Regions from separate parts of the Homo sapiens genome. Here regions 1 and 3 are each linked to region 2. A link is an interaction called in ENCODE POLR2A ChIA-PET data of the cell type or tissue named here. Cell type or tissue: PC-9. All regions are shown on one strand. Each heading gives the region's core, and the rest is flanking DNA. Links, peaks and the distances in the headings are about the cores only.

Region 1 (10,091 bases), core at 1-8,000, 510 kb after region 2:
GTTTTTCCCTCCCGGCGGCGGTTTGTCCGCGTCTGCTTTCCGAGTTCATTTCGCTGCCGCGAAATCCCTTTGCCCTCTGCCCCCGCCCACGGCGGCTTGGGCCCGCCGACCCTTTCCCGGGGTGGTGGGGACAGACGCCCTTGGGAAGGTGAAGCGCTGGTAGCGTGACTCGCCCTCCGGGTTTGGGTTCCTTCCCGCGGGCCGCTACCTGCCCACCCGCCGCAGGGGGGCAGCAGGGAGCGGAAAAACCCCGGGCCCCAGACCCCCTGCGCCTGCCCACTCGGGTCCACCTAGGCACAGAATGGAGGCTTGGAATCTCCTTTGCTTTAGTCTGAAACTCCGAGTTCCAGTGCGGTGCTCCTCCTTTAGCATAGGGTAGTGAGTGTATTTTCCACATTAAATTTGGGGCACAGATCTGAATCCCTACACTTACGGGTAAGAATCTAAGTACTGAAATTCAACCAGGCTCATCGGTGAAGAGAATGTTCTCAGTTATTATCTGAAATATTTAAAAGGGCATTGTGAGTAGCCCAGGGGAGTTTAACATGACCTCTGCCAGGCAGATGACCTGACATATGTACTTCAGTTGCAGCCAAAATTTAATTCCCTAAATCTAGATCCTCAAACCACCTACTTTTTAGGCTTACAAAACCCCTAATGTCATTGACGGTATGAGGGTGTCTTTACGATTAGAACAGTCTTGGCCAGGCGCGGGGCTCACGCCTATAATCCCAGCAATTTGGGAGGCCGAGGTGGGTGGAGCCCAGGAGTTGGAGATCAGCCTGAGCCACATAGCAAGCCCCTGTCTCTACAAATAAATAAATAAATAAATAAAAATTAATTGGGCATGGTTGAGTGCATCTGTAGTTCCAGCTACTTGGGAGGCTGAGGTAGGAAAATCACTTGAGCCCTGGAAGTTGAGGCTGCAGTGAGCCATCATTGTGCCACTGCATTCCAGCCTGGGTGATGATAGTGAGACCCTGTCTCCTAAAACAAACCAAAACAACACACCAAAAAAAGAACAGTCTTTCTGTTAAAATGGCATTAGTTTCATGGTTTGGATGGGATTTAAAAAATATTTATGTGTGTGTATATGTGTGTATATATATATATATTTCCACACACCACTTAGGAACGTGGGCTAGAATATAAAACCGGACTTGCTAATGGGAGGTTCAGAGGATGGGTTGGAGTCTTTCCAGCTTAGCTCCTAACTGGTGCCTCCTCTCCAATGCCAGGCCTCTGAAGAACACCTGAAGCAGCACTACATTGACCTGAAAGACCGACCATTCTTCCCTGGGCTGGTGAAGTACATGAACTCAGGGCCGGTTGTGGCCATGGTGAGTGCTCGTGGGGAATGAGAGAAAATGAGGAAAAAGTGCTCAGTGTTCTTTGTTAGACATCTCCCTCAGCTAATCTAAATTTTATTTTATGAATGGAACCTGCTGAAGTTACTTAACTGAGCAACTAGGAGCTTGGGAGGAGAAAGCAAATCAGACCTTAGAAATGGGAAGGATGTTAGCTGGGTGTGGTGGTGCACGGCTGTAATCTCAGCTACTTGGGAGGCTGAGGTAGGAGAATTGCTTGAACCTGGGAGGCGGAGGTTGCAGTGAGCCGAGATCGTGCCACTGCACTCCAGCCTGGGCAACAGAGCGAGACTCTGTCTCGACAAAGAAAAAAGATATGGGAAGGACTTTTTCAGGTACATGTCTCTATGGTTAAATAGAATCTCACTGCCTGCAAGAGTGGTAAATTTTCGGGCCAGGCTTGGTGGCTCATGCCTGTAATCCCAGCGCTTTGGAAGGCTGAGGCGGGTGGATCACCTGAGGCCAGGAGTTAATCCCAGTTACTCAGGGGGCTGAAGCACGAGAATCGCTTGAACTTGGGAGGCGGAGGTTGCAGTGAGCCGAGATCATGCCACTGCACTCCAGCCTGGGCGACAGCAAGACTCCATCTCAAAAAAAAATAATACTCAATTTCTTCTGTTTGACAAGTGTTTTAGACCTTAATGTTTCCTAGATTAAAAAACTTTATCCTATTTTCTCATGAAAAATTCAAAGGTAAGGATGTAAGAAGTTCTCAATCCTATACTAGAAGCAGTTTCTTCTGGATGGTGCTAATGTCCATTTGGGAGTGGAGAGAATATGAGGAGAGAGTGGCTGGGCGAGGTGGCTCACACCTGTAATCCCAGCACTTTGGGAGGCCGAGGTGGGTGCATTACAAGGTCAGGAGTTCAAGACCAGCCTGGCCAACATGGTGAAACCCCATCTCTACTAAAAAAATACAAAAATTAGCTGGGCATGGTGGCGTGTGCCTGTAATCCCAGCTACTCGGGACGCTGAGGTGGGAGAATTGCTTGAAACTGGGAGGAGGAGGAGGTTGCAGTGAGCTGAGCCACTGCACTCCAGCCTGGGCAACAGAACAAGACTCTGTCTCAAAAAAAAAAAAAAAAAAAATTGGAGAGAGTAAAATAGGGAGGCAGTGAAATTGTTGAGAAAGTAGATCTATTTCCTGTTCACCTTTTTCTTCCTTCTGCTGTTCCCTGGAATCCTTACCCTAGCATGTTAGTCTTTCTTTTCCCTCTTCTAGCAGTCTTCTGGGATGCCCTTCCCACTGATCCTATTCCAGACTGGCCACTTTCTCCTTTCTTCACCAGTTCTTCTGTGTTGATGGCTGCATAAGGATTCTGCAACATTGTTTATCTCTGTCTCAGCTAAACTGGGAAGTCCCCAAGTTGGACAGACTTTTCTTTGAATCCTAGCAATACGTTTGGAATGCAGTTTTTATATAGGCCCCTACTCTCTGCTGGGGTTAGCTGATAATCATGTCACTGATCGGTCTCATTGATGTGTCGTGTCAGGTAGGAGTAAATGTTAGACCCTACCTGTCCTGAGTGGCAGGTCTGATTATAAATCCATTTTCACACTTTCGAGGTCTGGGAGGGGCTGAACGTGGTGAAGACAGGCCGAGTGATGCTTGGGGAGACCAATCCAGCAGATTCAAAGCCAGGCACCATTCGTGGGGACTTCTGCATTCAGGTTGGCAGGTAAGTCCGGGGACAGGAGGGTGGATGACTTTTATGCAACACCATTTAAAGCAGACGTCATGGCGTATCCTACTTTCAGAAGAATCTGTGCCCTTTTTTTTTTTTTTTTTTCTTGAGACGGAGTCTCCTTCTGCCTAGCTGGAGTGCAGTGGTGCCATCTCTGCTCACTGTAACCTTCACCTCCCGGGTTCAAGCGATCCTCCTGCCGCAGCCTCCCAAATAGCTGGGATTACAGGTGCACACTGCCACGCCCGGCTAATTTTTGTATTTTTAGTAGAGATGGTTTCACCACGTTGGCCAGGCTAGTTTCAAACTCCTGACCTCAGGTGATCCGCCTGCCTCGGCCCCCCAAGGTGCTGGGATTACAGACATGAGCCACCGCACTTGGCCTGAACTTTTAGTTGGTGATTATCATTGTATAAAAACTTTCAGGCTGGGTATATCATTGTATAAAAGCTTTCAGGCCAGGGGTTTACGCCTGTAATCCCAGCACTTTGGGAGGCCGAGATGGGTGGATCACCTGAAGTCAGGAGTTTGAGACCAGCCTGGAGCCTGGCCAACATGAACCCCGTCTCTACTAAAAGTAAAAAATTAGGGCATGGTGGTGCATGCCTGTAATCCTAGCTACTCAGGAGGCTGAGACAGAAGAATCGCTTGAACCTGGGAGGTGGAGGCTGCATTGAGCTAAGATCACGCCACTGCACTCCAGCCTGGGCAACAAGAACAAAACTCCGTCTCAAAAAAAAAAAAAAAAAAGCTTTCACACATAGCTTCTTCCCTAGGTTACTTAATTTTAAGCAAGACAACAAGGGAGCCATAAGTGGTAATTCCTGTGTAGTACAGCAAAAAATGCTAGGTGTGGAGAAGGGAAGCATTCTAGCCACATCCATGAGTACTTTGTCCATGGGTGTGTCACTTAACCTTTTGATTCCCTCACCTGTACACAGTCTGTTCAAAACCTTTACAAAGTTGTGAGGTTGAAGTGGGATAAAGGGATTTTTATTAATAAGCAGTGTTATGTCATGGTTGGGCTTTGCAAATCAGTGTTATAAGAAAATGCAGCAGAGCTGGCCTATGATAATGAACACATCATATCTAGTTGGGATGTTGATCTGCAGTGGGTTTGAGTATCACTGTATTTTCCAAAATTTGCGGAGGAGTGTTTTATGTCTTCGGCAATCTTGGGGTACAAGCACTCTTTTGATGGGGAGGCCAGACTTGGAAGCATAATACAGTTGAAACAAGGAATGTTTTAAATCAAGCACTTTTACAGTTGTATAGCTGCTTTTAAAAGGAAATGCTTTGGGGGTATAAATTGGTCTGTTGCTTCAAGTGGCAATTTGGCTGAAAGAGTCTGGAGTGCTGTCCATTGCGGTACCCATTAAACAGACTTTTGCACTTTAAAACATGGCAACTTGTAATTGTTTTCTTTCTTAGGAACATCATTCATGGCAGTGATTCAGTAAAAAGTGCTGAAAAAGAAATCAGCCTATGGTTTAAGCCTGAAGAACTGGTTGACTACAAGTCTTGTGCTCATGACTGGGTCTATGAATAAGAGGTGGACACAACAGCAGTCTCCTTCAGCACGGCGTGGTGTGTCCCTGGACACAGCTCTTCATTCCATTGACTTAGAGGCAACAGGATTGATCATTCTTTTATAGAGCATATTTGCCAATAAAGCTTTTGGAAGCCGGACACTGTCTCCTTGTGCTTATTTGATACTGAGCTGAAAGAAGTGACTTGGTTCTCTGGCTATAGTAGCATTATGTACATCTCAATCCTGCTTGTCAAAGAATGATCTGATCCTGACGGAGTTTCGCTCTTGTTGCCCAGGCTGGAGTGCAATGGCGCGATCTCAGCTCACCACAACCTCTGCCTCCCGGGTTCAAGCGATTCTCCTGTCTCAGCCTCCTGAGTAGCTGGGATTACAGGCATGTGCCACCACGCCCTGCTAATTTTGTATTTTTAATAGAGACGGGGTTTCTCCATGTTGGTCAGGCTGGTCTTGTACTCCCAATCTCAGGTGATCTGCCCGTCTTGGCCTCCCAAAGTGCTGGGATTACAGGTGTGAACCACCGCGCCCGGCCTATTTATTTATTTATTTGAGACAGAGTCTCGCTTTGTCGCCCAGGCTGGAGTGCAGTGGCGTGATCTCAGCTCACTGAAACCTCCACCTTCTGGGCTCAAGCCTAGTTGGTCAAGTGGTTCTTGTGCCTCAGCCTCCCGAGTAGTTGGGATTACAGGTGTTTGAGCCGCTGCACCTGGCCACTTGTAAGAAAGATTTGTTGAAACTTGGAGTGAAACATACAGACTAGGGAAATACTCTAGATTTATGTATCTGCTGATTACAAATTGGGCAAGTTACTTATTAGGAAATGGAAGCCTAAAGACATCTGTGAAATGGACATATCTACCACTGTAATTCAAGGTTAATGAAATTATGTATATGCAGCTAACCTAGTGCTTGGCCTATAGTTGGTACATATTTCTGCAACCCTACCCCTTAATTTTTTTCCCTGGGGTGAGATACTTATTCATGCTGGTTTCCTGGGCTAGATGCAGTGAGTGGTTGCTAGAGGCATATTTCCTGCTTTTGAGGTTAATTTTGCTGGATTGGAACAGTTGTAAAATGTTAATAGCACCTGTCAATACAAATCATTTGTAGCACTATCACCTGCAATCAATTATAAATTTATATTTCCTATAAAAAACTGGTAAAAGCTAAATGTCACTCCTATATATAACAATCCTATGCTTTTTTTTTTTTTTTAGACGGAGTCTTGCTCTGTCGCCCAGGCTGGAGTGCAGTGGCCTGATCTTGGCTCGCTGCAATCTCTGCCTCCCGGGTTCAAGCAATTCTCTGCCTCAGCATCCCGAGTAGCTGGGTTTACAGGCGCCTGCCACCACACCCAGCTAATTTTTGTATTTTTAGTAGAGGTGGGGTTTCACTATCTTGGCCAGGCTGGTCTTCAACTCCTGACCTTGTGATCCACCTGCCTCGGCTTCCCAAAGTGCTGGGATTATAGGCGTGAGCCACTGCGCCCGGCCAATTCTATGCTTTTTATGTATACTGCTATGGTAAATATTAGACAATGACATTGTGACATAAGTACGTATTTGGTCTCTGCCATTGGTTCCTGGCACACAGCTCCTAAAATCCTTGTAATCTCAAATGTTAGGTTTCTTATATGCTAATGATATGACTGGTGGCTGTGGGGGCTCCTGGATAGCCTCCCTACAACCTCCAAGAAGAGGAGAGGGGCTAAGGTTGAATTGCTCACCAATGGCCAATTATGCCATCAATCATGCCTATGTAATGAAGCCTCCATAAAACCCCAGAATAGGGTTTGGGGAGCTTCCAGATTGCTGAGGTGCTTGGAGGGTGGTACACTCTGAGAGGGTAGCTCCATGCCATTTTCCACATACCCTGCCCCATGCATCTGGTCCATCTATATACTTTATTTTTTTAGAGATGGGGGTTTCGCTATGTTGTTCAGGCCAAGCTTTGAACTGGCTCAAGCAGTCCTCCCCACTCAGCCTCTTGAGTTGCTGGGATCACAGATGCGCACCACTGTGCCCAGCCACATCCTTTATTAAACCAATACATGTAAGTAGTAGTTCTCTGAGTTCTATGATACTCTCTAGCAACTTAACTGAATCTAAGAAGGGGGTCATGGGAACCCTTAATTTATGGCCAATTGGTCAGAAGAACAAAGACATAACCTGGGGCTTGCAGTTGGCATTTGAAATGCGGGCAGTCTTGGGGGCCGGAGTCCTTAACCCATGGGATCTGACTCCAGGTAGACAGTATCAGAATTGAAGACACCCAGCTGGTGTCTGCTGGACACTATGTCTAGTGTCAGAAGTGTTGAGGTCAGTGACAGAGTAGAGAGAAAACAGCTCAATTTTCCTTTGGAATGAAGTAAGAAATACTTTTAATGTTTTAGTACAAAAAAAATGTGTAAAGATTCTAGTTACTAGTCAACAATTGATAAGTTTATTTTAAAAATCATTCCTCAATTTCAAATGTAATTCATATATGTTTATATATGCTACATTCTCATCACAGTTAAGCAGAGTTTAATACTAACATCTTAAGAGTCTGGGGCAGGGCCTGAGCACCTGCATTTCACTGTGCTACCAGTGACACTTATGCATGCTGGTGGAGGTACCTCGGTTAGGAGCAGCAGCAGAGCATGGGCTTACTCTGCCAGGGCTGTTCAAAGAACTTTATATACATGCATTCATTGCATCTTCATGACTCTTGGGTGGCTGGCACCAGTATCCCCATTTTACAACGGAGGAAACTGAGCCAAGTTACATAACTAGCCGTGGAGGAGGAGCCAGTTTCCAACCCGATAGCTGTCTTCAGACTCCATGCCCACGGCCACTATGCTTTACCTTTTTTTTTTCTTTTTGAGATGGAGTCTCGCACTGTCGCCCGGGCTGGAGTGCAGTGGTGCGATCTCGGCTTACTGCAACCTCTGCCTCTCAGGTTCAAGTGATTCTCCTGCCTCGCCTCCTGAGTAGCTGGGATTACAGGTGCCCGCTACCACACCCGGCTAATTTTTTTGCATTTTTAGTAGAGACGGGGTTTCACTATGTTGGCCAGGCTGGTCTTGAACTCCTGACTTTGTGATCCACCCGACTTGGCCTCCCAAAGTGCTTGGGATTACAGGTGTAAGCCACCTTGCCCGGCCTTTTTTTTTTTTTTTTTTTAAACTGTCTTTACTTTCCCAAGTGATGTGAGGAAGTGAGTTTGGAGGGTAAGTGACGTCAACCTGTAGTGGTGAAAGCTGAGTAAGGCTTTGGATGTTAGGACTCAATTTGTTAGAACTGAATGAGAAATACAGAGTAGACTATGGTGAGATTTAAAGTACTGCCTCTGGGCCGGCGCTGTGGCTCACAACTGTAATCCCAGCACTTTGGGAGGCCGAGCCAGGCAGATCACCTGAAGTCAGGCGTTGAGACCAGCCTGACCAATATGGTGAAACCCTGTCTCCACTAAAAATACAAAATTAGCAGGGCATGATGGTGCATGCCTGTAATCCCAGCTACTTGGGAGGCTGAGGCAGGGGAATCACTTGAACCCAGGAGGTGTACATTGCAGTGAGCCGAGATTGCGCCATTGCACTCCAGCCTGGGCAACAAGAGCAAAACTCCGTCTCAAAAAAAAAAAAAAGTACTGCCTCTGGAGAGTTTAGGTCCTAATCCTGCACCAGCTAGGTGTGTGAAAGTAACAACTCATTTATTTATTTGAGAGACAGTCTCGGCTCTGTCGCCCAGGCTGGAGAGCAGTGGTTCACTCAGTTTACTGCAGCCTCTGCCTCCTGGGTTCAAGTGATTCTCGTGCTTCAGCCACCCAAGAAGCTGGGACTACAGGTGTGTGCAAATACGCCCAGGTGATTTTTGTAGTTTTCGTAGAGATGGTGTTTCACCATGTTGGCCAGGCTGGTCTCAAGCAATCTGCCCACCTTGGCCCTCCAAAGTGTTAGGATTACAGGCATGAGTCACTGCGCCTGGCTGAAAATGACATATCATTCAGAACATCTCATGCTTTCAATAAACCTTTTTTTTTTTAAAAAAAATAGTAAAAGTGCATTATTATTTAAAATGCATTACCTTAGCTGGATGCAATGGCTCATGCCTGTAATCCCAGCACTTTGGGAGGACAAGGCAGGAGCATCCCTTGAGCTTGAGACACTTGTTTCTGGGCATAACTAGTTTCGCGAGAAGCATGTAATGGTTCAAAGAAATACATGTGGCTGGGCGCGGTGGCTCATGCCTGTAATCCCAGCACTTTGGGAGGCTGAGGCGGACAGATCACGAGGTCAGGAGTTCAAGACCAGCCTGGCCCATATGGTGAAACCCCCATCTCTACTGAAAAATACAAAAATTAGCCGGGCGTGGTGGCGTGTGCCTGTAGTCCCAGCTACTTGGGAGGATGGGGCAGGAGAATTGCTAGAACCCAGAAGATGGAGGTTGCAGTCAGCTGAGATCACGCCACTGTACTCCAGCCTAGGTGACAAAGTGAGACTCCATTTCAAAAAAAAAAAAAAAAAAAAATGCTGGGTGCAGTGGCTCATGCCTGTAATCCCAGCACTTTGGGAGGCCGCCGAGGCAGGCAGATCACGAGGTGAAGAGATCAAGACCATCCTGGCCAACATGGTGAAACCCCGTCTCTACTAAAAATACAAAAATTAGCTGGGTGTGGTGGTGTGCACCTGTACTCCCAGCTACTTGGGAGGCTGAGGCAGGAGAATCACTTGAACCCAGGAGGCAGAAGCTGCAGTGAGCCAAGATCATGCCACTGCTCTCCAGCCTGGTGACAGGGTGAGACTCCATCTCAAAAAAAAAAAAAAAAAAAAAAAAAATATATATATATATATATATATCACCATGATAGTAAATGAGCACCCACCTAGGAATTCCAGCTTACTACAGCAGCTGTTCAAACCACTTACGGTAGAAAGCAGGGCAGAAATCAGGCTCTTTTCTTGGAATGCGTTATGTGAAATTAATCCCTGAAGAGGCCCAGTCCATCTCATTACTGTCTTACATATTGTTTCCCAATTCATAAAAATCTCTACCAACTGCATCTGCAGTAAAAGTTGAATAATTTTCCAAAGAGCCAGCTGTTGGTAAAGGAGGGCTTCTTTGCATTCCCTTTTAATGTTAAGGGCAAGAGCTAGCTGGGATACTTTATTTACATCCAATTAACTTTGCTGCTGAGGTTAATGGAGTTAAAAAAAAGTCTCCTACTAGCCAGGCATGGTGGCTCACGCGGTCAGGAGATCAAGACCATCCTGGCTAACACGGTGAAACCCCGTCTCGACTAAAAATACAAAAAATTAGCCGGTCGTGGTGGCAGGCGCCTGTAGTCCCAGCTACTCAGGAGGCTGAGGCAGGAGAATGGTGTGAACATGGGAGGTGGAGGTTGCAGTGAGCCGATATAGCGCCACTGCACTCCAGCCTGGGTGACAGAGCAAGACTCCATCTCAAAAAAAAAAAAAAAAAAAAAAGTCTCCTACTAAGCATGCCAACC
Region 2 (10,012 bases), core at 1-8,000:
ACAGCACTGAGGAAGCACCCGAGGCTGGGGCCAAATTGCCCAGGCCTCGTCCTCACCCAGGGCCCCAGGCAGCGTGGATTCCATCACCAGGGCCTGGGGTGGGGAGGAGATGGGACACCTGGGGAGGAGGAGGAGAAGGGGGTAGTGGTAGGAACTTCGGAGGGAGAGCCAGTGACCTCAAGCCTATTCACTGAGGAAATGAAGGAGACACCTTTCATGGTCACAGTGCCCGAGGGAGACCCTCCTTTCTGGAGACCCTGGGGCCCTGGAGACACTGACCCTTGGCTCCAGGCTGCTAAACCCTGACCCTCTGCGGGGCTGCCTGCCGGGCTTCACCTCCCCCCAGGATGGCCATCTATGGCTACCGGCATCCCCTGGAGGAGAAGGACCTCTGGTCCCTAAAGGAAGAGGACAGATCCCAGATGGTGGTGCAGCAGCTGCTGGAGGCATGGAGGAAGCAGGAAAAGCAGACGGCACGGTGAGGCCCTCCCCTTGCCCCAACACCCAGCCCCTTCGCTTACCCCAGATCTCCTGCAGAGGACGCTGGTAGACCTTGGAGGGCGGCATTGCTGGGGTGGCAAGCAGAGCAGGACCAGGTGATTTCTTGGCAGCCTCGGGACCATTCTATGGGAAGCTTAGGCCTGGATGGCGCTAGTTCTCCCAGCTCTGGTGGGGGCAGGAGAATGGCTGGCACTTTGGAGCAACTACTCCATCCCAGGTCCCATCCTAAGGATATAAATAAACTCACTTAATTTTTCAACAGCCCTAAAGGGTAGGTTCAAGTGTCCCTGTGTTACAGATGGGGACACTGGGGCCGGGTGTGGTGGCTCACAGCTGTAATCCTAACACTTTGAGATGCCAAGGCAGGAGGATTGCTTGAGTCCAAGAGTTCAAGACCAGCCTGGGCAATATAGTGAGACCTTGTCTCTACAAAAAATAAACAAGATGAGCCGGGCATGGTGGTGTGCACCTGTAGTCCCAGCTACTTGAGAGGCTGAGGTGGGAGGATCATTTGAGCCCAAGAGGTCAAGGCTATAGTGAGCTGAGATTGTGCCACTGTACTCCAGTCTGGGCAATAGAGTGAGACCTTTTCTCAACAACAACAAAAACAGATGGAGACACCGAAGCACAGAAATTTAACAGAGGGCCTCCCAGGGTCCCCAAGTTGGTGGTGGCAGAGCTGGAATCCACATGGAGCCGGCTGGCCCCAGAGGTTCTCCTCATATCACTGCACCACCCTGCCTGACTGAGAGGGCTGATTCCAGGGCCAGGAGCCAGCACACCCCTGCCAATTCTGCCTCCTCCTGTCTGGAGGCGGCGGCTGAATGAGATGATCTTCCCCTGAGGGGTCTTCCCACTGTCAGCCTCTTATCAAGGACCACAAACCTGTCTCTGGCCAACTGCCTCACCAAGAGAGCTGACGCTGAGCATCATCTTTCTCCACCCAATTCTGACCCCAGGATTGAACCCTCCCTCCTCCCATCCACAATCCAGGCCTAGGAGTTCAATGTTTGCTCAGCCCGGAGCTTCCGGTTGTCACCAGCTGTTGGAGGAGCCTGGGGCTGGGCATGGTTAGCAGTATCCTGGCTTTCATGGCTTGGAGCCTCCACGAAGACCTATGGGCCCCCAGTCTGCCTGCTGCACCCCCTCTCAGTCCCTCCATGCCACTCCACCCCCTCCCTGTTCAGCTGCCCGGTGGCTGTACCAACAGCCATCCTTGATCTTATCTACCTTCCCTCTTGGCGTCCTCCCTGGAGCCAGCACTGGGGAGGCGGGGAGAGGGCCAGACTGGGGGGATAGCTGGGTTTTAGAGTCCTTGTGGTAGCAGTCTGGCCACCCCTTCAGATGCCCTCTGGCAGCTGAGGACAGAGTCGCTTGTGCAATTCTTATGCTGTCTGTTCCCCTCCCAGCTCTGAGAGCCAAGAAAACAGCTCCTTCCTCCTCCTCACTCCTAGCCAGCCCAGCCTAGCCCTTGGCTTCCTGGAGCCCCTGTCCCCATTCCTAACCCACTGCTCCTTCCTCCCTGGACCAGACACAAGGCTTCAGCAGCACCTGGGAAAAATGCCTCCGGCGAGGACGAGGTGCTGCTGGGTGCCCGGCCCAGGCCCCGGAAGCCCTCCTTCCTGAAGGCCCTGCTGGCCACCTTCGGCTCCAGCTTCCTCATCAGTGCCTGCTTCAAGCTTATCCAGGACCTGCTCTCCTTCATCAATCCACAGCTGCTCAGGTCTCTCCACACTCCGGCTCACTATAGCCCTGCCCTGGGCAGCAGGGCTGGCTGGCTAGCCCAGAGGAAGGAACAACGTACAGTGAAAAGAACCCCAGACCAGGAACCAGGGAGGCTAGCTCCACTTTCTGTGTGACCTTTGGCAAGTGGCATTGCCTGACTTGTTTCCTCACTCACATTCAACTTAGAATTGCTGTGCATATACTATGTGCCGGGCACCGTGGTGTGTACGTTAACAAGCATTGGGTCTTTAAATCTTCCCAACAATCCTATGCGGAATTGCCCCATTCCCATGTCACAGATGAGAAAGCAGGAACTCAGAGAGGTGAAGTGACTTGGCCAAGGGCACACAGCAAAGAAGGAATCAGGTCTGAGTCCAGGACTCTGAGCTCCGACTGAGGTGCTCTGTCCCCACCATCAGGCTCTAACATCTGTCTCAGGAATGGCTTGGACTAGAACGAGCTCTCAAATGAGAGGGTGGGAAGGAGAGCTGCCTAGTAGCTAAGTCCCCACCTCCTTGCCCCTCCGTGCATGCATTAATTTGTTCAGCAAACATTTATTGAACCTCCAGGGTACCAGAATGGTGCTCGATACTAGGGATACAGAGTTCAATAAGACAGGGTCTTGATGTCTTATGGGAGAAACCAGCGTGTAAATCAATTAGAATTCAGTGGGGGCAGAAGTGTTCTCGGGTGTCTGGAAAACCCCGGGAGGGGCAAAGAAGCCAGCCTGGGATGCAGCAGGAAGCACCCACTGGCTTGGGAGGTCAACGAATTTGGAGAGACAAGTAGGTGAAGAAACAGGGGAAAGTTCAGCCTCAGCTTAGTCACAAAGCCCTGAAACAGCATGACTCAGGTGTTTCTGAGTGGCAGAGGAAATGGCAACGAGAGGGAGGGGCAGGAAAACAGAGAGAGGGAGAGCTAAGGATATCCTTGAAAGATCTGAGCCAGGGAGGGGCATCTGGCTTCAAGGATCTCCTGCCAGGAGTGTGGGGGATGTAGGGCAGGGTGGCTGGATGGAAGTGGGCCAACCCGGTCAGATGGAGTCCAGGCCAGGAATGAGACAAGTATTCAGGAGCAATTTGGGAGATGGGCGTGTGCGCCAGAGAGACAGAGGAGTGCCAGGCAACCTGGGTGCTGGCCTGGGTAACTGGAGGACGATGGATCTTTTGCTGAGCTGATGGGCTCGGTGGGAGGAGGAGGCTGGGTGGGGGGCAAGGTGGTGGATGGAGTCTGGTCATGTGGGGCCAGTGGTGCTGGTGGGTCCTCCAAGGGGAGATTCCCAGCTAGCTGGAAGTCAAACTCTCGAGCCCAAGAGTTTGAGACCAGCCTGAGCAACATAGCAAGACCCTGTCTCTACAAAAAAGTTAAGATATTAGCCAGGCCTGGTGGCATACGCCTAGAGTCCTAGCTACTCAAGAGGCTGAGGTGGGAAGACTGCCTGAGCCTGAGAGGTTGAGGCTGCCGTGAGCTGTGATGGCACCACCGCACTCCAGTCTAGGTGACAGAGAGAGACCCTGTCTCAAAAAAAAAAAAAAAAAAAAAGAGAGAGAGAGACACCAGTCACTGGGCTGGGGCCACTGGGGCCCACCCTACTCCAATATGACCTCACCAAATGAGGCCACGTTCACAGGTACCAGGTGTTGGGAGCTGAACATATCTTTCTGGGAGACACAACTTAAGCTATCACAGAAGGGGAGGCCTGGCTATGATTATGGCTGGAGGGCTCCATGTAGTCGAGAGGAGAGTGTCCCAACAATGAAGAGACTCGGTCATGTCAATAGGTGAAGGTGTAGAGCTTCCAGCAGAGGTGGCCAGGGTGAAGCTCAGCGGCAAAGGGGGCAACAGCGCAGCAAGTTCCTGAGGAGGCAGAGGAAGGCCAGGGCTCGGGGGCAGGGGCAGCCTCCGACAGCCTGAGCACCAGAAAAAGGAGGACAAGCCACTGGAGGGCAGTTTGTGAGTGGCAAGGAGTTTGTGGGTGGCAGGGAGTTCTCAATGGGTGGCTAAGCAAGAAGGCAGGTAGCTGCTGAGAGGGGTGGGGGGCTGGGATGGGCCTGAAGGGAAGAGAAGAGAGGTGAAGAAGGCCCCAAGAGCGGGGGCGGATTAGGGACCTAGAGAAGGTTGCTAGGCAGTGCTGGGGGCCACTGAGTTTGGAAAGGTGGATTTGAGCGGCAAGAGTCTTTGTGGTCATGTGGCGGAATCTAGAGCCCCCAGCAGCCTAGGAGAAGGAGCAGGGAAGTCCAGTCAATGGAAACGTGGCATTTCTTCCCGCCATATGTCAGGAGGTAAGAAGGCAGGCAGGTGAGGCTGGTGGTGAGAGCGTCATCGATAGGGCGTGCAGCAGGGTCCATGGTGGATAGAGAACGAGGTGAAGGCAGAGTGGAGCCAGGAGGTCGTGGTCTTGAGGCAGTACTGGGTTGACCCTCCCTGGCCCAAGAGGTTGGAGGGGGTGGAGGTTTCAGAGGCCAGGGGTGCAGTGGAGACTGCGGGTAAAAGCAAAGGGCAGCAGAGGAGGGAGCAGCCATGGGGGCAGCACTGCCCACCTCACTCCTCTCTCCTCCCCACAGCATCCTGATCAGGTTTATCTCCAACCCCATGGCCCCCTCCTGGTGGGGCTTCCTGGTGGCTGGGCTGATGTTCCTGTGCTCCATGATGCAGTCGCTGATCTTACAACACTATTACCACTACATCTTTGTGACTGGGGTGAAGTTTCGTACTGGGATCATGGGTGTCATCTACAGGAAGGTCAGCTGGAGCAGGGCCCAGGGGAAAGGCTGGCCCTGGGCAGCTTGCAAGAGGCTCGCAGCCAAGTCCACCCACTACTGTCTACCTGCAGGCTCTGGTTATCACCAACTCAGTCAAACGTGCGTCCACTGTGGGGGAAATTGTCAACCTCATGTCAGTGGATGCCCAGCGCTTCATGGACCTTGCCCCCTTCCTCAATCTGCTGTGGTCAGCACCCCTGCAGATCATCCTGGCGATCTACTTCCTCTGGCAGGTGACTCTCCAACCCTGACCTCTGCCTCCTTCCTCTGACATGCTGCAGAAGTGGCAAGAGAGGATTATTCTGGAACTGGGAGCATGGCACATGCTTGTAGTCCCAGCTGCTCAGGCGGCTGAGGCAAGAGGATCACTTGAGCCCAAGAGTTCTGGCTGCAGTGCGCCACGATTGTGCCTGCGAATAGCCACCACACTCCAGCCTGGGCAACATAGCAAGACCTTGTCTCTAAAAAGAAACAAAGAAAACAGAAAAAAAGAAGGAGGGTTATTCTGGGTTAGCAGAGGGGATATAGAATTGACACAAGAGCTGGCTGGGCACGGTGGCTCACGCCTGTAATCCCAGCATTTTGGGAGACCAAGGCGGGTGGATCACGAGGTCAGGAGTTCGAGACCAGCCCGGCCAGGATGGTGAAACCCCATCTCTACTAAAAATACAAAAATTAGCCAGACGTGGTGGCGGGTGCCTGTAGTCACAGCTACTCAGGAGGCTGAGGCAGGAGAATCGCTTGAACCCAGGAGGCAGAGGTTGCAGTGAGCCGAGATCATACCACTGCACTCTAGCCTGGGTGACAGAGCAAGACTCTGTCTCAAAAAAAAAAAAAAAAAAAAAAAAAGAATTGACACAAGAGCTTCCCTAGGCATTGGTGGGGATGGAGGGATAGGACTTCGAGGATGCTGATGTCTGCAAAGGAATCTTCCCAACATCTGTTGCTATCCTTCCTGCAGAAGCCAGGGAGGAAAGAAAGTCTTGGAGGGAGGTGGGTGTGACTCTGGCTGTCATCGTCTATATTTGCCTTCCTGTGTGTCTGGACACCCTTCTATATCTGCTGTCTGTCCCTGTCGTCGTTATCTAATGGCTGGCTGCTTCTACAAATGTTGTGGTCATTCTGACTTTCTATCTGTTTGGCCAACCACCATCTTTTGCTTCCTGCCCATCTACACATTTCAAGTTAACAGGCCTCTGTTTGCCTGTTGGGTTCTCTCTGTAGACTTTGGTAATCTGTCCCTATGTGTCATCTATCCACCGGTGCCTCCTCAGAACCTAGGTCCCTCTGTCCTGGCTGGAGTCGCTTTCATGGTCTTGCTGATTCCACTCAACGGAGCTGTGGCCGTGAAGATGCGCGCCTTCCAGGTAGGTGCTGTCAGAGGTGCATCCTCCTGCCTGCAGCACCCGGCCGGCTGCCTGGGGGAAGGTGTCCACTAACCTTGGGGCCTCCCAACTACCTTGCTTCCTGAGTATGGATGGCTACTAGCCATTTGCAGAAACCATAGCTCACTCTTCCCTCACAGCTCTCAGAGGGTTTTACTGACATTCTCATTTTGTAGCAGAAGACCAACGCTTAGAGAAATAATGGCAGTCCAGAATCAGGCAGGGCTGGGACTCAAACCTGACTATCCTGGTCTAACAAGGAGTTTTCCCGCTGCACTGTGCTAAGCATGAATAGCCAGTCACTCAGTCTACTATTTGCAAACATTTCTTGAAGTGTTTTTTTTCTTTTTTTTTTTTTTTGAGACAGGGTCTCGTTCTGTCACCCATGCTGGAATGCAGTGGCATGATCTCGGCTCACTGCAACCTCTGCCTCCCGGGTTCAAGCGATCTTCCTGCCTCAGCCTCCCTAGTAGCTGGGACTACAGGCACATGCCACCACACCCGGCTTATTTTTGTATTTTTTTTTTTAGTAGAGATGGGGTTTCACCATGTTGGCCAGGCTGGTCTCAAACTCCTGACCTCAGGTGATCCGTTCATCTTAGCCTCCCAAAGTGCTGGGATTACAGGTGTGAGCCATCACACCTGGCCTATTGAAGTCTACTAGCTTCCCACTGCCCATAGGAAAAATGACAAACCCCCTAAGAAGACTCAGCAGGCTTCTGCTTACCTTGCAAGTCCTCACCCCCTGCGGACTGGCCAAGTTTCAGCCAGTCTGGTCTTCTTTCTTTTCTCCACAGCACCAAGCTCAGGGTACCTCTAGGGGCCACCACATATACTATTCCCTCTGCCTGGAATGCTTGTCATCCCCCTCTTGCCTGCCTAACTCCTTTCCTTCCCTTACCTCTCGGCATTGAAGTCACTTCCTCGGCTGGGCACGGTGGCTCATGCCTGTAATCCCAGAGCTTTGGGAGGCCGAGGCAGGTGGATCACCTGAGGTTGGGAGATCGAGACCAGCCAGACCAACATGGAGAAACCCCGTCTCTACTAAAAATACAAAATTAGCCGGGCATGGTGGCACATGCCTGTAATCCCAGCTACTCTGGAGTCTGAGGCAGGAGAATCCCTTGAATCCAGGAGGCAGAGGTTGCGGTGAGCCAAGATCGCGCCATTGCACTCCCACCTGGGCAACAAGAGCGAAACTCCGTCTCAAAAAAAAAAGTCACTTCCTCCAGAAGTCCACCCTGACTGCCCAGTCTCAGTCTAAGTTAGTTTCCCTGCCATCACCTCATTACTTTCTTACAGGATCCTGTGATTTCCCATCAGAACACACATAATGATTAATAATTAAGCATTTATTCAGATCATTGTTTGCTTATTGTATGCCTCCCCCATCAGATCGTCAGCTGTATCATGGCAGGGGCCTTGTCTGAATTCATCGTGACAAATTCTACACGTAGCCCATGGCCTGGCACATAGTAGGCACTCCATAAATAGGGGTTGAATGAATACATTAATCTGGTGTGCCACACCTTGGGCTAAGGTCTTGGAGAACAAAGAGAAATAAATAGTCCATCCCCTCAGGAAGCTCACAGTCTGATTAGAGAAACATATATGTAAAGGAATGGTTATGGAACAAAAGGAAAGTGCAATGTGCTTTAGAAACCCAGGGAAGGGGACCAGGTGTGGTGGCTCACACCTGTAATCCCAGCACTTGGGGAGGCCAAGGTGGGAGGATCACATGAGGCCAGGAGTTTGAAATCAGCCTGGGCAACAGAGTGAGACCTCGTCCCTACAAAAAAATTTAAAAATTAGCTGGGCATGGTTGTTCATGCCTGTAGTTCCAGCTAGTCAGGAGGCTGAGACAGGAGGATCAAAGGAGCCCAGGAGTTTGAGGCTGCAGTGAGCTATGATTGTACCACTGCAGTCCAGCCTGGGCAACACAGTGAGGCACCATCTCTAAAATAAATAATACTAGCAATAATAATAAGAAGAAGAAAAAGAAGTAGTAGGAGAAGAAACCCAGGGCAGGGGACAGAGGATGCTGCCTGGGGAGGCCGGTGCAGTGGCACTGAGGGTGGAGATGGATCTTGTCAGGCAGAGGACACAGGGAGGCAGGGGCTGTGCATTCCAGGCCAAGGCACAGCACAGGCCCAGCAAGGAGTTGTGAGAAGGAATGGTGGGCAGCGTGGAATGGCTGCAATGGATGAGAATGGATGGAAGGTAGGACCCTGTGAGCAGGAGGTCAGGGGAGGGAGCAGGTGTGCCACTGACACTCTTTCTGCCTGCACAGGTAAAGCAAATGAAATTGAAGGACTCGCGCATCAAGCTGATGAGTGAGATCCTGAACGGCATCAAGGTGCTGAAGCTGTACGCCTGGGAGCCCAGCTTCCTGAAGCAGGTGGAGGGCATCAGGCAGGGTGAGCTCCAGCTGCTGCGCACGGCGGCCTACCTCCACACCACAACCACCTTCACCTGGATGTGCAGCCCCTTCCTGGTGAGGCTTGGCACAGGGCTGGGTCCCTGCCTCCAGGGCTCTGGGTGCCCAGGCATGGCCAGGGCTCATTGGACTCTACCCTGACACCACCTCCACGCTGCTCAGGTGACCCTGATCACCCTCTGGGTGTACGTGTACGTGGACCCAAACAATGTGCTGGACGCCGAGAAGGCCTTTGTGTCTGTGTCCTTGTTTAATATCTTAAGACTTCCCCTCAACATGCTGCCCCAGTTAATCAGCAACCTGACTCAGGTAACCCTGGGTAGGGCTGGGGGCTCTACTGGAGTTGGAACAGGTTGTTGGGGTCAGGGAAGGGTCACTTAGGGCAAGGGATAATCAGGGGGAGTTATTGGATTCAGGGAAGGTTGCTAGCATTATGAAGAGCTATTCAAGGTTGAATGAGGTCATTAAGGTCAGGGGTCATTTGGAGTCACAGGTGGTCAGGTCGGGTGTCTGGAAACCTGAGTTCTGTAGATAGCCTCCTCTTACCAACCTGGACTTTCTCTTTGGGCAGTGGGAGCCATGGAAGACTCAGTCGTGGGAGGGACCCCAGTGCTAGTGTCTGGGCCCTCAGGGGGTCCTGCCTAGCCCAGGATGCTGGGGATGGGGCGAGGGTAGGGGTTGGGGGTTGGGAAAGTACAGTCTCTAGGGCTGACTCACATCCTCCCGTAGGCCAGTGTGTCTCTGAAACGGATCCAGCAATTCCTGAGCCAAGAGGAACTTGACCCCCAGAGTGTGGAAAGAAAGACCATCTCCCCAGGTCTAGAGAGCCCCTACCTGGGCTGCCTGCCCCAGTCCTTGCTCCAGAAAAACCTCTGTTTCAAGCTTTTCCTTTGTTCTCTCCTGACCCCTTTTCTTCTTCCTCTGTTCACATCTGCTTCGACTCTGACCTCCTCCCTCTTCCGGGTTCTCTGCTCTCCTCCGCCCTCCTCCACAGGGCTCCCCACATCCCTTTCTTCCTCCCTTTTCCCAAGGATCCCCTCCCCATGGCCCAGGCTCCTCCCCTGTCCTCCTTTCCCCTGCCCCCCAGCCTCCCTGCAGGCTACCCCATCCCTTGAGCTCCCTCCCTGACCCTGCCCACCTTGGTCCTCTCAGGCTATGCCATCACCATACACAGTGGCACCTTCACCTGGGCCCAGGACCTG
Region 3 (9,925 bases), core at 1-8,000, 160 kb before region 2:
ACTCTAAAGCAGACAGCCCAAGTGGGGGCAAAGTTGAGAAGCAAACACACACTGTACTCCAAAGCCTCTGAAAATCCCTCCTTGTGTCCTTCCTAAGAAGGTCCCAGAGTCTCTGTGTCATCCCTGAAGCTGAAGTCAGTCCATTCTGGGAGCAGAGTCCAGCTGTGTCCTGTGTTTGGGGCTAAGAAGAATGTGAGATTCCTGCTGAGTGTGAGCTGAGCAAGGTTGTAGTAAGGAGGGCAGTGATGTGATGCATTGTTTAAGGGGTGCAGCTGCCAGATGTGAGTGGGTGAGGGCAGATGTGAGGGGCATCAGCCAGCTATGTGTGGGGGTGGTCAGACCTGGTTGGGGAGGCACAATGGAAACAATAGGGGAGCAGGCCAGGTGGGTATGCGAAAGTGAGACAGAGTGGCAGGATGAACCGGGAGGGGGATCAGATGTGAGGGGCTGGAGAATAGATGACCCCGAGCCTCAGTCTTTAGGAGGGTGGCTGTCCCTGGGAAATGGATGATGCGGTCTGTGGAGGAAATGCGCTTTCTATTTAGGGAGGCTGTTTAGGAGTAGCTGACGACATGCTCAGCACCTGGATGGGTGGAAATAAACAGAGACATGAAGCAATAATTTATGCCGTGTCCTCTGTCAACCTAGCCACCACCTCCTCCTCCCTGGGCTCCAGGAAGTTGCTCAGAGTTGTGGCGCTGGGAGGAGACTGCGGGAGCTATGCTGGTGAAGCGATGCTGTCATCTGAGCTTGTGCTTTACACACACTGGGCTTTTTTTTTTTTTTTTTTTTTTGAGACAGAGTCTTGCTCTGTCACCCTAGGCTGAAGTGCAGTGGCGCAATCACAGCTCACTGCAGCCTCGACCTCCCAGGCTCAAGCAATGCATCCACCTCACTCTCTTGAGTAGCTAGGACCACAAGGGCATGGCACCACATCTGGCTAATTTTTAGAAATTTTTTTGTAGAGACGGGGTCTCACTATGTTGCCCGGGCTGGTCTCAAACTCCTGGGCTCAAGTGATCCTCCTGCCTCAGCCTCCCGAAGTGTTGGGATTATAGGCACAAGCCATCATGCCCAGCCCCCTCCAGGCCTTTGTACCTTCTGTGTCCTCACCTGGAGTACCTGCCCCCTGAACTACCCATTGAACTCTTTATTTAGTGGCCCACCTCCTCTAAGAAGTGCTACCTCCTCTAAGAAGGCCCCCCTCATATCCAGTCTGTGGTTCCTAAATTGCAGCTAATGACTACCCCATGAGCTCACACATTAGAGTTGGAAATCTACTTTCAAATGACCCCACTTTGTGTCTAAAGCACTCTGACCTTCTTCTACCCCCACCCCAGTCGCACATCAGTGAGCTTCAGGGAATCTCTGGAATTGAATACAAAGTCATGTGCAAAATCAGATGTGCAAATGTATGGATAAACAAAATACAGTATACCCATAAACGAAATATTATTCAGCCACGAAAAGGAATGGAGTCACTGATACGTGTTAAGTGAAAAAAAAAAAAACAGACAGAAAAGGCCAAATATTGTATGATTCCATTGATATGAAGTATCAAGAATAGGCAAATCAGTAAAGACAGAAAGGAGCTTAGCGATTGTTAGGGGATGGGGGTCGGGGCTGGGGAATGACTGGTAGAGGGTTTCCTTTGGGGATGATGAAAACATTCTGGATGTAGGTAGTGTAGGTAGTGGTGATGGTGGCACTACATTGTGTGTGTACTAAATGTCACTCAGTTGAATATATTAAAATGGTGACTTTTATGTTATGTGTATTTTACAACAGTTTTAAAAAAAGTCAAATGCACGTTTCTCAGGAGAAGATTCCTAGGTTTGATTGGCTTCTCAAAAGGTGAAGCAGCTCTGATCTGGTCTGGACCCCTTCATGTCATGATGCAGATGGTGATACTGGGACACAGACAGGGGGTGAGACCTGTCCAAGGTCACTCAGGGGCTGGTGGCAGAGCCCAGCCAGGTTGCATGCCTGCCTGACCACATACTCCCCTACCTGCTTCTTCCCTTGTCCTTTGGTCACCAAACCCTCCCGTCACAATCCCCAAGCCTCTGTCCTGCTCCCAAACATGCCACCCACAAGCTGTGTAACTTCCCAAAGTTAAAAGGCCTTCTTCCTGAAACTGGGTGCACGGATTAGAGTTTCATGAGCGTTTGTCTTTTGCTCTAGAGTGGACTCTGAGCTCCTAGAGGGCAAGAGGAAATGTTTCTTATTTTCCTCCATATCTTACAGAGCTTCTGGGACAGCCACGGAGGTGAGCCATTCCTGTCTCCCTTCAAGAAAGAACTTGCCATTCACCCTCAAGGAGGGCAGTTAGCTGACAACTTCTAACAAACATTCTTTGCCCAGAGGACATGCTGGGTTGGCCAAGACTTTGTTAGATCTGCAGCACAGTCTGAGGCTCTCCCAGCCCTTTCCTGCTTCCTCTCCCTCACCGGCCTTGCCACTACCCCCTCTCTCCGCAATAAACCTCTTGCGGTCCTATGTTCATCTCAGTGCTTGCTTCCTGGAGGACCCACATGGCACAGCACCTAGCCTGCTGGATCATAAGTGCTCAGTCGCGAAGTAAACGGAACTGGGGATTCTCTAGAGGGTAGAGGGAAGCCAGAGCCTGGGCCTCGGAGAGCAGGAGAGGGGCTGTCCGTGGAGGATGCCTCAGTCATAAGGAGAGCAAGGTCTAGAGCAGTGTGAAGAAGGGGCCATGGCCCTGGAGCAGGACCCAGCAACGGGCAACACACAGGGAACTCAGGGATTCACCAGCACTGCTGGCATCGTCTCTAGCTCCTCCGCTGTCTGGGGCAGCTCTTGCAAACTCAGAAATGTCCCAGGAGACAGGGTTCAAAGAGCCCTGGCCTTGGACTTTAGAAAACCAGGTTCAATTTGTGCTTCCCGCTAGTCAGGTGACATTACACCCTTCTCTCTGGAGCTCAGTTTCTCCGTTTGTAAAATGGGCTTATAATGTGTCCCCTCCCTTCAACCCCAGCATGATTTTGAGAATTGACTGAGAAGATACTACAGTTTATGGAGGGCACCCTGTTTCGTAGTTTAAATGCACACTCAGGCCAGGTGAGGTGGCTCATGCTTGTAATCCCAACACTTTGAGAGGCCAAGGCGGGAGGATCGCTTAAGCCCACGAGTTCAAGACCAGCCTGAACAACATAGCAAGACCCTGTCTCTACAAAAAATTTAATAATTAGCTGGGTGCAGTGGCACATGCCTGTAGTCCCAGCTACTCGGAAGGCTAAGGCAGCAGGATCATTTAAGCTCAGGAGTTTGAAGCTGCAGTGAGCTATGATTGTGCCACTGCACTCCAACCTGGGCAACAGAGTGAGATACTCGCTAAGAAAAAGAAATACATACATATTCATTTAACCCTGGCAGTGGCCTTGTGAGAGCAGCATTATGACCTCCATTTTATGTATGTATATATGTATGTATGGATGTATGAGATGGGGATCTCACTTTGTTGCCCAGGCTGGAGTACAGTGGTGCAATCAGAGCTCACTGCAGCCTGGACCTCCTGGGCTCAAGCAATCTTCCTGCCTTAGCCTCCAGAGTAGCTAAGACTACAGGTGTGGGCCACCAAAGCCAGCTAATTAAAAAAAAATTTTTTTAGGCTAGGCACGGTGGCTCACGCCTGTAATCCTAGCACTTTGGGAGGCCGAGGCGGGCAGATCACGAGGTCAGGAGTTCGAGACCAGCCTGACCAACTGGTGAAACCCCATCTCTACTAAAAATACAAAACTTAGCCAGGCATGGTGGCACTCGTCTGTAATCCCAGCTACTCAGGAGGCTGAGGCAGGAGAATCGCTTGAACCTGGGAGGCAGAGGTTGCAGTGAGCCGAGATGGCACCACTACACTCCAGCTTGGGCACAGAGCAAGACTCCGTCTCAAAAAAAAAAAAAAAAAAATTTTTTTTTTTTTTTAGAATGGAGTCTCCCTACGTTGCTCAGGTCAATTTTGAACTCCTGGCCTCAACCAATCCTCCTGCCTCAGCCTTCTAAAGCACTAGGATTGTAGGCCTGAACCACTGTGCCCAGCAGAGAAAACCGGCTCTCTAGGTCAAGGCATTGGCTCAAGAACACACAGCTAACAAGCCGACATAGCTGGGATTAGAACCCAATTGTCTGGCTCTAGAACCCCTTCACTATTTGAGGTACAATTTACTGCCTGACTACTAGTGCTAAACTTTGGGTTGGGGGCAGGGCCTGAGGCAGCTCCTGCTCTCATACATTCTGAGAGCCAGTTTGACAATAGGCAACTACACAAAAAACCGAAATAATCCCAGAATGCCTCAGGGCTCCAGGGGAAGGCGAAAAAAGCGGGTGCGTTTATAAACTTAAAATAATCAGAGGCAGCATCTCCAAGGACTGTGAGAATGCCCCAAGTCAGGGCAAAAGTTTTGGCTGGTTTGGGAAGTGATGAAAGGCCAAAGTGGCTGCAGCGAGCGTGGACCCGGGAGGTCTCCAGGCGCGTTGGTGCGAGTTGGGGACGGCAGGCAGGGACACCTAAAACCTACGGTACGCCACGAAGGGGTTTCAGCACGTCCTGAAAGGCCCGATCCCCCCCCAGAACCGCTGTGAGGGGGGCAGAGGGAGGTCCCTCGACAGGATGTGGCCTTAGTCGAGGAAGGCGGGAAGCAGGGGCTGGCACCCCCGACGCCCCACCCGCCCCCCGTGGCCTAGCAGCAGGGCGGGGCGAGGCGGGTCATGCACCCCTACCAGCCAGCCACTCCCACCCAGCCCTCGGCTCCCGCAACTCGCGGGGGTCCTCGCCCGGGTCCCCCGCCCCGCCCCGCCCGGCTGGTGACGTCACGGCGCTCGTCGGCGCCGCCTGTGGCGTCACAGGCCGGGCCCGCAGGGCTTTCTAGGGGTCCGTCGCTCTTGAAGCCGCCGGCGGCGGGCGCGTGCGCGGCCCGATGAAGAAGGAGGTTTCCAAGCCGTCTCCGCCCAAGTTGATCGGTGGATGCGCGCCCCCGCGCGGGGCACCGGTTGCTGTGGACGCAGTGGCGGCCGTTGGCTGGCGGGTGCGGCGCAGCCTCGGTGTCTCTGGGCCGGCGGTGCAGGGCAACGTTTCATGGTGCCGGGCGGCACCATGAAGTCTCTAAAGAAGGATTCCCGCCTCAGAATAACTCCGACCAGATTATTAGAGGCCTCAGAGAATGTCAAAGGTTGGCGCTGGCTGCCTTGGGCGCTCGGGAGAACCCGAGAGGGGAAGCGGTCCCCGGAAAGAGTTCAGGACACGGGGCCTGGAGGATGGGGATGGCACCAGGGATGGAGGAAAGATCACGGGGAAGTGGGGTACTGGGCATAGGACCCTTAGGGATGGGGGGCAAGGCAGGAAGAGCCTACAGCGCACTGGGCCTTGGGGATGGGGACATAGGAAGTGGGAGACTGACAGAGGGGCCTCAGGGACCACTGGCTGGGGAGATGGCCTTGCGCTACCTCTAACCACATCTTAGGGTGGCATGCAGGAGGCAGGATCCCCGGACTGGATGAAGTGCAGAAGAGCCAGGAAAGAGTTTAAGGGTAGAAGGGCCAGGAATTGGGGTCCTTGGGAAGAGGAAAGAATGAAGTGTTGAAACCAGCCACCTTGATGGGATTATTTGGTAGAGGAGGGTCGGGGAGCGGGGCAGGCGTCACTTAGGATTCCTGCTGGAAAAACCCAGAAGAAAGGCCTTGCTTGGCTAGTTCTCTTTTTGACTGCCTTTTCCTACCACGTGCACTTTCCAGCTGGATGACACTTATCCAGCTCCTTTAGCCTGGAAAGAATCGCTAGATATGACTGCTTCCTACCCTCTACAGCTTTCTTCTGGTTGCACCTGGGAGAGCCACAGGGCGTCTGATAGCGGACTGACTTCCATGGACATGTTCTCACTTGCAACCCACCCCCTTTTGATCTTTTTTGGCTGTTTCCATTTATTTATTTTTAAATTTAATTTTTAGCTTTTTTTTTCTGTGTGTGTGTGTGTGTGTGTGTGTGTGTGTGTGTGTGTTTGTAAACAGGGCTCTCGCTGTGTTGCCCCAGCTAGTGTCAAATTCTTGGCCTCAAGCGATCCTCCTGCCTCGGCCTCACAGACTGCTAGGATTCCAGGCATGGACCACTGCGCCCAGCCTATTTTTGTTTACTGAGAGCTGATTTTGTGTGGTACTGTGGCTCACCAGAAGGGTATCGGTATTAACTGTGTGACCCTGGTCCTCAAGAAACTCAGTCTAATGAACACCTGGAGGAGTAACCTGACAAAGGTAGAAATACAAATGCTGTGATGTAGGTGCCCATCGGGCTTAAGGGGGCTCAGAGCACCTGAGCCAGACCAGGGATGGTTGTAGGGGTACGTCTTCTGAAGAAGGTGACATCTATGGCAGACAAGAAAAAAAAGGAGAGGTTTGCTTCTCTAGGTCTAGGAAGCAGCATGAGTTTATGGAACTGTAAATGTGGGAACCAGAAGAGGCTGCACAGGTGGGTAGGTCAGGGGCCAGACCATGAAAGGGCTTTATGTACTAGGTCAGAAAGCCTGGATGTGCTCTTGCAGGCCCTGGGGAGACCCAGCCTCAGAGTTGTGAAAGCTCATTGTGAGGAGAGGGGACCCTCAGAAAACTAACAGGAGCTTAGTCGCTTTTCAGTATGGCTTTATGTTTCTTCACGTATAAAAGTCCAACGTTGAGCCGGGCATGGTGGTGCACATCTGCAGTCTCAGCTGCTCAGGAGGCTGTGGCAGGAGGATTGTTCCAGGCCAGGAGTTTATGATCACACCTGTGAATAGCCACTGCATTCCAGACTGGGCAACACAGTGAGACCCCCATTATTAAAAAAATAAAAGTCCAATGCTGTTTTATGACATACTATATATATATATGTATGTATTTTATATATATTATGTATATGTGTATATATGTGTGTGTGTGTGTGTGTGTGTGTGTATATATATATATATATATATATATATATATATATATGTATTTTGAGACAGGGCCTCGCTCTGTCACCCGGGATGGAGTGCCGTGGTACAGTCATAGGTCACTATAGTCTTGAACTTCTGGGCTCAAGTGAACCTCCTGCCTCAGCCTCCCAAGTTGCTAGTATTACAGGTGCACACCACCATGCCTGGCAAATTTTTTTTTTTTTTTTTTTTGTAGAGACAAGTTGCCCAGGCTGGTCTTAAACTCCTGGGCTCAAGCGATCCTCCCACCTTGGCCTCCCAAAGTGCTGGGATTACAGGCATGAGCCACCGTGCCTGGCCCGTGACATACTTTTTAATAGTTGAGAGAGAGGGAATATCTGGTCTCCTTTCACAAGGGCAGTCAAGGGCTTTCCTAGCCACTGCCTCCTGCTCACATAGTTTCTGGGAGATCGTATCAGATTTGAACTGCTGTAAACAAATCAAGGAAAGATTTTTCACTGCATATTTATTTTTAATAAGCAGAAAATTTAGTTTGTTAATTAACCCTTGAGTTAAGAACATGCACCAGAGTGAGGAGGGAAAAAAAATGAAGTGTTTAGCATGCAAGATATCTTTTTAAAAATATCTCAGGGGAGCCTCTAATGTTGTAGAGCAGTACTCTCCCCCAGCCCCCATACAAGGCAGCTAATGACCCAGTGTCATTTTGTAACCTTGTGCGATGTTTCTCCAAAGTCTCTGACTCATAAGCAAAAAGGAAAGCAAAAATAGTGACTTAAACCTGTTTCTCGGGACCTGAGAGCCCTTTTGAGTCCTAGTACCCTCCCTTCCTGCTATGCACCACCTCCCCACCGCTGTCTTGTTGCTAAGAAACCAAGAACCCTCCTAGCAATATTAGATTCCCCTCCCCAACCAATTAAAGCTCTGCCCTAGTAGGGACAGCCCCTCCATGGTTCCCCCAGCCCAACCCTAAGGTCAGAATTTCCCAAAGACTTTAATCAACACTAAAAACGAATAATACTTAGATAAAACAAGAAGCAGAAGAAATAGAGTCCGGGTTTCTTCTCCCTCCATAGTTTCCCCGCTCCGTATCTCGCTTCCTACCCCCACCTGAGCACCTTGCTTCCAGCCCTCTGGTCCAGCTCCGACAAGAGACTGACTACCCCGTGCAAGCGGGGTGGTCTCTTTTACCCCTCACTGTCAGCATCAAGGGAGAAATGTCAGCTGGGTGGCTCACTAGGAGCCCTATCAGCTTGGGATTCCAGACCAAAGAACCAGAAAGAGCTGGGCCTGTATAGGCTCAGTAGTCAGACATACCTCAGCCCTGTGGAGTCTTCCTGCAGGTCCTAAAATGATCCCTGGGGCTCTTCCTTCCCTGGTCTCCCCAGCTTGCCTCTGCCTCTCCGGTCCATCTGGCTCTCTTCATCTGATGAATCATTCTGAAATGCACCTGTCATCAACTCACTCCCCTGAACCAAAGATCAGATGCCTGAGCCATGCTTTACAAAGCTGTCATGCCCTGGTTTCCCTCTCATCCCCAACATCACCACCTCTCCACCTCCCCAGCAAGTTTTCTTTTTTTTTTTTTTTTGAGACGGAGTCTTGCTCTGTCGCCCAGGCTCTGGAGTGCAGTGGTGCAAACTCGGCTCACTGCAAGCTCTGCCTCCCGTGTTCACGCCATTCTCCTGCCTCAGCCTCCCGAGTAGCTGGGACTACAGGTGCCCGCCACCACGCCTGGCTAATATTTTTGTATTTTTAGTAGAGACGGGGTTTCACTGTGTTAGCCAGGATGGTCTCGATCTCCTGACTTCGTGATCCACCTGCCTCGGCCTCCCAAAGTGCTGGGATTACAGGCGTGAGCCACCGCGCCCGGCCCCCCAGCAAGTTTTCTGTGTTATCGTGCCACTCACGTGCCATGCTCAGCCCTGCCCCTTGCTTTGCTTGGACTTTGACTTCACCTGGAGCATCTTGGTTTGCCGCTGTACCTGTGCAAAGCTTGCCTCTCCTTTGCAGCCTGCCTCAGCCTGTGGAGCCACCTCTGCAGCTGTTCCTCTGAACACTTCTTCAGAGCCCTGAACTGTGTAATCCACATGGATCTGTTCCTTTTTTGATGTCTAACCAAACCTATTGCCTGTACCGCAAATGTAGGAACTCCTCTAGCTATGATTGGTGTGTGTTCCTGTCACATTTTTCAGTACCTCAAGAGAAGGAGCCATATCTTAACCTTTTATACCATCTTTGTAGTTTATAGCACATAGAAGGGGCTTGGTAAGCACTCTCGAGGAGCAATTTAACTTTAAGATACATATATATCCCTGGGCGCACTGGCTCATGCCTCTAATCCCAGCACTTTGGGAGGCCGAGGTGGGCAGATCACCTGAGGTCAGGAGTTTGAGACCAGCCTGGCCAACATGGTGAAACCCTGTCTCTACAAAACATACAAAAAATAGTTGGGCGGCCGGGTGCGGTGGCTCATGCCTGTAATCCCAGGACTTTGGGAGGCTGAGGCAGGTGGATCATATGAGGCCAGGAGTTCAAGACCAGCCTAGCCAACATGGTGAAACCCAGCCTCTACTAAAAATACAAAAAGTTAGCCAGGCATGTTGGTGCATGCCTGTAATCCCAACTACTTGGGAGGCTGAGGCAGGAGAATCGCTTGAACCTGGGAGGCAGAGATTGCAGTGAGCCGAGATCACGCCATTATACTCTAGCCTGGGCAACAAGAGTGAAACTCCATCTCAAAAAAAAAAAAAAAAAAAAAAGCTGGGCATGGTGGCGCATGCCTGTATTCCCAGCTACTCGGGAGGCCGAGGCAGGAGAATCACTTGAGCCCGGGAGGCGGAGGTTGCAGTGAGCTGAGATCACACCACTGCACTCCAGCCTGGGGGACAGAGTGAGACTCCATCTCAAGAAAAAAAAAAAGATGTATATATCATTTTAATGAATATTTTAATAACTAGAACATACCACTCCCTGACTGTATGCAGTAACAGAGCATTTATTGGACTACA

What was found. Peaks named below come from ENCODE experiments on the same cell type or tissue, not always from the same donor. Only the 100,000 strongest peaks of a DNase experiment are listed, where the experiment ranks them.
Region 1: POLR2A ChIA-PET joins it to region 2 with 16 read pairs; 2 of 35 experiments call an interaction of 5 or more read pairs at or near these places.
Region 3: POLR2A ChIA-PET joins it to region 2 with 26 read pairs; 6 of 35 experiments call an interaction of 5 or more read pairs at or near these places.

What each region holds. Positions count from the first base shown.
Region 1 is chr17:51,167,004-51,177,094 of GRCh38, forward strand. It overlaps NME1-NME2 (NME1-NME2 readthrough), which reads left to right. Exons shown (of 9, transcript NR_037149.2): 7 at 1,239-1,340; 8 at 2,934-3,046; 9 at 4,484-4,741. It overlaps NME2 (NME/NM23 nucleoside diphosphate kinase 2), which reads left to right. Exons shown (of 5, transcript NM_002512.4): 3 at 1,239-1,340; 4 at 2,934-3,046; 5 at 4,484-4,741. The coding sequence ends at 4,601. Among named protein-coding and RNA genes, the nearest start is that of NME2, 5.6 kb to the left of the region's middle. RefSeq lists silencers at 139-338, 4,232-4,432. In PC-9, for the core only: CTCF peaks have their summits at 252 (motif pointing right) and 455; no DNase peak of the experiment used is centred there; H3K4me3 peaks cover 1,367 bases; H3K27ac peaks cover 711 bases.
Region 2 is chr17:50,658,891-50,668,902 of GRCh38, forward strand. It overlaps ABCC3 (ATP binding cassette subfamily C member 3), which reads left to right. Exons shown (of 31, transcript NM_003786.4): 7 at 347-478; 8 at 2,033-2,224; 9 at 4,791-4,968; 10 at 5,060-5,221; 11 at 6,263-6,355; 12 at 8,664-8,867; 13 at 8,973-9,119; 14 at 9,540-9,627; 15 at 9,963-10,012. Among named protein-coding and RNA genes, the nearest start is that of ABCC3, 29 kb to the left of the region's middle. RefSeq lists enhancers at 2,296-3,495, 3,158-4,139. In PC-9, for the core only: a CTCF peak has its summit at 2,442; DNase peaks (open chromatin) are centred at 1,921, 2,761 and 3,101; H3K4me3 peaks cover 1,401 bases; H3K27ac peaks cover 5,591 bases.
Region 3 is chr17:50,503,565-50,513,489 of GRCh38, forward strand. It overlaps MYCBPAP (MYCBP associated protein), which reads left to right and starts at 4,875. Exons shown (of 19, transcript NM_032133.6): 1 at 4,875-5,186. The coding sequence starts at 5,111. RefSeq lists silencers at 4,581-4,870, 7,842-7,931 and enhancers at 4,891-4,950, 4,971-5,100, 7,542-7,741. In PC-9, for the core only: no CTCF peak of the experiment used is centred there; DNase peaks (open chromatin) are centred at 687 and 7,677; H3K4me3 peaks cover 1,581 bases; H3K27ac peaks cover 1,867 bases.